Regions from separate parts of the Homo sapiens genome. Here regions 1 and 3 are each linked to region 2. A link is a loop called in an ENCODE intact Hi-C map of the cell type or tissue named here. Cell type or tissue: endothelial cell of umbilical vein. All regions are shown on one strand.

The links. A loop is a pair of places that touch in the nucleus more often than their neighbours do. Peaks named below come from ENCODE experiments on the same cell type or tissue, not always from the same donor. Only the 100,000 strongest peaks of a DNase experiment are listed, where the experiment ranks them.
Region 1: a loop joins it to region 2, with 28 times the contacts of the local background. A loop is called at or near these places in 4 of 110 quality-filtered maps.
Region 3: a loop joins it to region 2, with 8 times the contacts of the local background. A loop is called at or near these places in 10 of 110 quality-filtered maps.

The regions. Positions count from the first base shown.
Region 1 is chr9:98,073,041-98,075,540 of GRCh38, reverse strand. The region is part of intron 2 of NANS (N-acetylneuraminate synthase); the gene reads right to left. It also overlaps a transcript of TRIM14 not described here. Among named protein-coding and RNA genes, the nearest start is that of NANS, 18 kb to the right of the region's middle. RefSeq lists an enhancer at 102-908. In endothelial cell of umbilical vein, a CTCF peak has its summit at 991 (motif pointing left); a DNase peak (open chromatin) is centred at 960.
Region 2 is chr9:98,774,971-98,777,470 of GRCh38, reverse strand. ANKS6 (ankyrin repeat and sterile alpha motif domain containing 6) reads left to right here. Exons shown (of 15, transcript NM_173551.5): 8 at 17-66. Among named protein-coding and RNA genes, the nearest start is that of ANKS6, 20 kb to the left of the region's middle. In endothelial cell of umbilical vein, CTCF peaks have their summits at 1,430 (motif pointing right) and 2,467 (motif pointing right); a DNase peak (open chromatin) is centred at 1,430.
Region 3 is chr9:98,535,870-98,538,369 of GRCh38, reverse strand. The region is part of intron 3 of GABBR2 (gamma-aminobutyric acid type B receptor subunit 2); the gene reads left to right. Among named protein-coding and RNA genes, the nearest start is that of GABBR2, 170 kb to the left of the region's middle. In endothelial cell of umbilical vein, a CTCF peak has its summit at 1,395 (motif pointing left); no DNase peak of the experiment used is centred here.

The DNA of each region.
Region 1 (2,500 bases), 700 kb after region 2:
TAGGACCGACGGACCGACGGACCAACCAACCTACCTCCCTTCCTGTCTCCTTCCCTCCCTCCCTTCCTTCCTCCCTCCCTCCCTTTCCTCCCTTTCCTTCCTCCCTTTCCTTCCCTCCCTCTCTCCCTTTCCTTCCTCCCTCCCTCCCACCGTTTCCTTCCTTTCCTCCCTTCCTTCACCTTTCTCACTGCTCTTCCTCTGCTTTATTTTTAACTCTTCTCTTTTCCCCTTCCATCTTTTTCTTTTCTTTTGTGGTAGAGACGGGGTCTTGCTATGTTGCCCAGACTGGTCTCAAACTCCTGGGGTCAAGCAATCCTCCTGCCTCAGTCTCCCAAGTAGCTGGGACCACAAGCACGTGCCACCACATGTGGCTAATTTTTTTTTTTTTTTAATTTGCTGTGGAGATGGGGTCTTGCTATGTTGCCCGGGCTGTTCTCAAACTCCTGACCTCAAGCAGTTGTCCCACCCTGGCCTCCCACAGTGCTGGGGTTGCAAGCTTCAGCTGCCATGCCCAGTACCTTCCATACCTTTCCACCTCACTCCTTCCTGTTTGTGTCTCATAACACTGCTAACTAGCCCTAAGACAGAACTGAAAAAACATCAGTTTTAAATATATTTTTTCAATAAAATCTAATTTTCCTACCCTTCTCACTTCATTTGGCAGATGAAGAGAGTGCTTTCTGTTTAAAGAAGGAACCTTCCACTGAGTTTTCTTTTGTATAATGTTCATCTTGTGGGAGTGTGGTGTGGCCCACCAGGGCATAAACAGAAGCAGAAACCCCCCCAAGAGAGGGGCAGAGCGATCGGGGCAAGGAGGGGGGACAAGTGCAGAAAAACACCTTGTGAAAGCTTACCTACAGAGGCTGTAAAATCTGCATGGAATTCTGTAATTTTCAAGTAAAGAAAAAGGCCAATTCCTGCTGGAAAGGGAAGGGGCGCCTCATTTTGCCGCCTCCTGGGGAGCCAGCGCCACCCAGTGGACATTTAGAAAACTGCCACTCAGAGCCATCGGGCAAAGGGAATCTGAGTAATCTGGAAGATCCTAACTTTCAGCCCTAAGACAGTATCGCTGTGCCTAGGGGCTACTACAGGCTGGGTCAGCAACTGGTGACCCCTTTCTCTTCAGGGACTCCTTGACTTCCCCTAGCCTGCCGACCGTGCTATCGGGTTCCCTCTATCTGGGGTTCCATGCAGCCCGGCAGCCTCAGCACTCCTCTCTCCCTCCTGCCCCATAGCACAAAGTCTGTGGGAGTCTGAAGGGAGCTCAGGCATGTACAACTCTCCTCGGGCTCCCAGCTGAGTTCAACATGCAGAAATGGGTCCCATGGATAGCCTCGTTTGGGAGAAACACTACCCTGCCTTAATGCCTTCTTAGAGGGTCCCAGTAAATCAACTTAGCTGAGTTCCAAACCCAGTGTTTCCCAAACTTATTCGACTCAGAACTTTATTAATTCTGGCCAGGCATGGTAGCCCATGCCTGTAATCCCAGCACTTTGGGAGGCCAAGGCAGGAGGATCATTTTAGCCCAGGAGTTTGACACCAGCCTAGGCAACATGGCGAAATCCCGTTTCTACAAAACATATAAAAATTAGCCGGGTGTGTGGTGTGTGCCTGCAGTCCCAGCTACTCAGGAGGCTGAAGTGGGAGGATTGCTTGAACCCAGGAGGTTGAGGCTGCACTGAGCTGAGGTCGTGTCACTGCACTCCAGCCTGGGTGACAAAACAAAAAATAAACCAAAAAACCCTTTATTGATTCTAAATCAATTAATGAATGAGGGTGGACAACACGTGCCCACAGAACCCCATTTCTGTACTGTGTCCTGTGGGACACTCTGGGAACTGCTGATCTGAGTCAGGGGTAAGGAAAGAGAGGAGTGGAGCTGAGATTTTTCTAAAGTCCCTTCCTCTCCCCTCAGGTTTTGGATCCTTCAGGATTGGAAAAAAAAAAAAAGAAGCCCAGGCCAGGCGCGGTGGCTCACGCCTGTAATCCCAGCACTTTGGGAGGCCGTGGCGGGCAGATCACGAGGTCAGGAGTTTGACACCAGCCTGGCCAACATGGTGAAACCCCGCCTCTACTAAAAATACAAAAATTAGCCCGGCGTGTTGGTGTGTGTCTGTAATCCCAGCTACTCGGGAGGCTAAGGCAGGACAATTACTTGAACCTGGGAGGTGGAGGTTGCAGTGAGCCAAGAGCATGCCATTGCACTCCAGCCTGGGTGACAGAGCAAGACTCCGTCTCAAAAAAAAAAAAAAAAAAAAAAAAAAAAAAAGCCCATGGTGATGAGCTGGGGAGAACAGGGAGTCAGGGGAAGGGTGTAGCCACAAATAGGCTGGGCCAGCCTCAGGGCAGCAGCCTGTCAGAGGGCACCGTGCCTAGGACAGAGGCAGGTGCTGGAGGGAAGGGCGGCTTTGCTGGGATGGCCACTGTGTGTGAGGAGAGCATGTCCCTCAGGAGTCACCTTTTTGGTCATGGCTTCCATTTGCCTTCTCAATAGAACTTT
Region 2 (2,500 bases):
TCCATTTGTCTCTCAGGTCCTGGGAGCACAAGAGGAGAAAAGGAAGACACGTTATTGACAACCATGGTGAGTGTGGGGCTTTTCTAAAAGCATTTTAGGTCTCCGGCAATCATCAGTTGATTGATTTACAAGGAGGGATGTAGGTGTTTGTCTGTCTTTGTAGTGGTCACAGATAGGGTTGGTGATGAGAATGTGTAACAGTGGGCTTAGCTCTGGCACTGAGGAGTCAGAACAGATGCCAGCTCTAAACTGTGGAGAGGGCTGTGCTGGTGCTCACCCGCTGGGTGTCAGCCCTGGCCCTGTTCTCATGGAGGCAGGGGATTGAGGGTAGGAATTGATGGGCAGCATGAGAAATGAAGACTCACCATTTGGGCTGTGGAGAACCAGGGTGAGAGGAGTCAAAGAGGAGGCTATGTTTCCAGCTGGGGAGGCCTCAGTTTCCTCATCTGTAACTTAGAGATGTATTAGGATTAGGGTCAACTGTGAGTAACGGAAAATCCCCAAGTAACAATGGTGTAAATAAGACAGCAGCCTACTTCATTCAAGTAAACAAAGTCCAGAACTAGTATATGGCTCATTGGAGTTAGGGACTTGAGTCCTTTCTGCCTGTTGGTCCCCCATGTGTAGTTTCTGTTTCTCAGGTCACCTCTTGGTTCAAGATGGCTGCCAGAGCTCTGGCCCATGACGGCCTCATTCCAGCCAGCAGGAGAGAGGAGGGGAGAAGAGGTAGCCATGGGCACATGCCAGCTGTCTTTAAGGAAGTTTCTTGGGGCCACGCACAGTAGCTCATGCCTGTAATCCCAGCACTTTGGGAGGCGGAGGCAGGTGAATCACGTGAGGTCAGGAGTTTGAGACCAGCCTGGCCAACATGGTGAAACCTCATCTCTACTAAAAATACAAAAATTAGCTGGGCATGGTGGTGGGCGCCTGTAATACCAGATACTCGGGAGGCTGAGGCAGGAGAATTGCTTGAACCCGGGAGGTGGAGGTTGCAGTGAACCAAGCTCGTGCCATTGCTCTCCAGCCTGGGCAACAGAGCAAGATTCTGTCTTTAAAAAAAAAAAAAAAAAGGGTTTTTGGCAACTACTCTGCTTAAATCACAGTGGGGAAGCTGGGAAATGAAGTCTTTGTTCCAAGTGGTCCTGTGCCCATCTAAATGAACATTAGGGGTGTCATTTCTAAGATGTGAAAAGTAGATACTGGGGGACAGTTTGCAGTCTCTGACTTCGGGGATCCCTCATGGTTATGGTTTTTAAACAAGATCACTCCCAGGAAGTTCTTAGCATAGTGTCTGGCCCAGAATAAGCTCCGTGGTGTGAACTTGGATGTGTTACCTCCCCTCTCTGGGTTTCACGTTTGTTTCCTCTGACATGAGAGCTTAGTGGTTAAAGTTGGACTTGAGTCCCTTTAGCGCTAAGACCCTAATACTAGCCAGCAGAGGGCAGTATTGCTGAGGACAAGGGAGCAGAGGGGGCTCCCAGAAAAGGCATCAGCAGTGTCAGGAACTTTAGAGCCCAGCGAGGGGTCCTGACCCAATCTGCCCACGGCTCCCTGCCACCCCAACAGGTGTAAATTGATGGCTCGAACACTGACTGTGGGGGCTTGTGCTGCCTGACGTTTGATCATGTTATTAAATAGCAATAATTATTTTTGGTGTGAAGACAGAAATGCTATTTTAGAAATTTTGGAAGAAGCAGTAAAACATATAGAAGGAAAATAAATTCATCCCTGATCACACACCCAACTATAACCATGGTTGGCATTTTTATGGATATGTCTTTTGAGTATTTTTTGTAAGCAGTTTTTTAGCATGTATAAATATGATATGATGTTGTATATAATAATAGCAAATACCATAGCTTTTACTAAGTACCAGCTACTATTCATCGCACTTTGCATGTATCAGCTCATTTAATATTCCTGAGGTTGGCACTGTTAGTATCTTTCCCATATTGTGTTGAATCCAATTTATTTGTGATTTATGTGTTGTGACCATCTTTTCCATGTCATAAAACACCATGTAGCCACATCATATTTAATGGCTACATTAGAACATTCTAGTGTAGGAACGTGTCTCTTTATCCAAGACTGAACTGTCAGACTCTGGGATTTCTAGTTTTTTGTTATTTTAACAGCTCAGATGAATGTCCTTATACCTTCGTTTCCCCCACTTGCCTGATTATTTGCTCAGGATGAATACCTAGAAATGGAATTCCTGGGTCAAAGGTTGTGAATGTCATTGGCTTCCAGAAAGATAGCAACAATTTAGACTGTTACCCCAGGGAGGGAAAATACCCTTTTGTGGTGGTGGATTTGTCGCTGTGAGTTTCCAACTCAACCCCGTTTGCTGGATGAGCTTGTTGTGGTCTAGAGGGAAAGAGGGGACAGCACTTGTTTAGAGACTCAGAAAAGCAGGACAGAGCCAGCCTGGGAACCCCGGAGGTGTACTACTTCCCCAACTGCTCATGCCCTGTAGAGGGCGCCAGTGTGCCTGCCCCCC
Region 3 (2,500 bases), 240 kb after region 2:
CTACTGGAAAGTTTCAGCTTGCTCTGCCATGCCCCCTCTGGATGAAAGATGTAAATGAGACAAAAGAAGGAAGGATTTGGTACCAGGTGGGCTGATCTCTGAGCCCATCCTTGCTAAGTGATGGCTGTGAGATCCTAGGCCTCATAGAGATCCACTTTTCCCTTGTGTAAAATGGGGCTATTTATCCTACCTTGCAGGTACTGAAGATGAGATGGTTAAGTGAGAAAACAGAAATGAAAGATCTCTGTGTAGTAGGTGCTCACTAAATAGCCATTTGCTTCTCCAGTGATTCATGGGGCAAACTGAAAATGCAGGCCCATTCACTCAAAAAATCAGTGTGGCCTCCTATGTGCCATGGTCTGTGATGGGCCCTGTGCTGTGGAGGACCAGAGATCAATGACACAGCCTGGGGGTGAGTGGTGAGGCTTCCTGCATTGTGTTCTCAACTCTGGCTGCTCGCTAGAATCACCAGGGAAATTTTGATTTTAATACAAAATAAAATGTACATTTTTGGATTTTCTTCCATTTCCTTTTCTTCACTTTTAATAGCCTTATTGAGATATAATTTACATACCATACAGTTCATCCGTTGTTAATGTACAGTTCAATTATTTTTTATAAATTTTTTATGTTGGCCAGGTGTGGTGGCTCACACCTGTAATTCCATCACTTTGGGAAGCCAAAGTGGAAGGATTGCTTGAGCCCAGAAGTTTGAGACCAGCCTGGAGAACATGACAAAGCCCTGTCTCTACAAAAAAAAATACAAAAATTAACTGGGCATGATGGTGCACACCTATAGTCCCAGCTACCTGAGAGGCTTGAGCCCAGGAGTTCAAGGCTGCAGTGAGCTATGATTGCCCTACTGCACATTTTAACTTGGGAGACAGTGAGACCCTGTCTCAAAAAAAAAAAAGTATGTGTTTGTGCAACCATCGCCACAATCCAGTTTTAGAACACTCTTCATCACTCTAAAAATTCCCATGTGCCCATTTGTAGTCAGTTCCACCCCCCAGCCCCAGGAATAGTTTTACCTTTTCTGGAAATTTCATATAAATGGAATTAAAGAACACGCAGTCTTTTGCGTCTGGCTTCTTTCACTTAGCGCAGTGTTTGAGGCACATCATGCTGTGGCATGTGGCGGTGGTTTGTTTCTTTCTACTGCTGAGTGGTAATCCCTTGTATGGATGGAGCATCTGGGGAGCTTTGAAAATCCTGATGCCCAGGCCATCCCCAGAGCAACCACACTGGACGACCCTGGTGTTGGAGCCTGTCCAAGCTCTCCAGGTGGCTTCAGTGTGTCGCCAGCGTTGAGAACTCACGTCCTGCGTAATTGGCTCAGAGTCAGGAGCTCAGGGTGGAAGTGACGCCCTCTGGTGGTGGGAGACCTTGAGCTCAAAGTAGCCCCATTCTACCTGGTGGCCTCGGTCTACTTGTGGCCCTCAGCAGGCCTGGGGACTGAGGAGCAGGATGGAGAAGGTGGAGGGAGGCCTTGGTCCAGTGCTGGGGGCCCTGCCAGATGGAAGACAACAGTAGGGGTGTGAAGAGTTGGGTGGTCCACGAAGTCTGTGTTGGAGAGGGATAGGCAGGCAGGTAACCCGTGTGCACATTGAGGGGCTGCGGTAAGGAACTGGAGGGTTGTTGGGAGGCTGTGGACAGAGCCAGAAGAGGGGCATAAGTACCGAGAGTCCAGACCCTGGTGATGTGTGAAGACCCATTGTGGCATGGAGGTGCAGGTCACTGGAATTTAGGGCAAGGAGCTGAGAGGCCAGAGTGCTGAGTGATGTCACATGGGCACTGCGGGCCCAGGAGGGAGATAGGGCTTGGGGTGGAGATGAAGGCAGTGGGCAGGGGATGCCTAGAAAGACAGCAGAGGGAGGCAGAGACATTTGGGTCTCTCCCCCTTTTCAAGTCTTATGGTCTACCCAACCATCCTCACCAAGTTATTCTTTGGGCTCTCAATTCTATGTTGCAGCTAACCAACTAAGTGCTTAAGTACCCGTAAGCCAATCACTTGCTGTCTCTGGGTCTCAGTTTCCCTTTCTGTAAGCTAAGAGAATTGGGCCAGTTGACCTCTAAGATCCCTCCTAGCTCAAAGAATTTTGGATTCTAGGATGTGAGCTTATGGAGACCTGGCCTTTGACCCTGATCCTGCCACTCCCAGGGACATGGTCATGAGAATTACTTGCCTCTTTGTGCCTCTGCTTTGTTTGTTTAAGAGACTAATTTTAGAGGATTTTAAATTCATAGCAAAATTGAGAGTAAGGTACAGAGATTTCCCATACGCTCCCTGCCCCCACACAGGCACAGCCTCCTCATTCTCACCATCCCTGTCAGAGTGGCCCATTTGTTACAACTGATGAATCTACATTGACAGGGCATCATCACCCAGACTCCAGAGTTTACATTAGGGTTCACTCTTGGTGGGGTATATTGAATGGTTTTGGACAAATGTGTAATGACATGTATTCATCATTATAGTATCATTAGAGTATTTTCACCA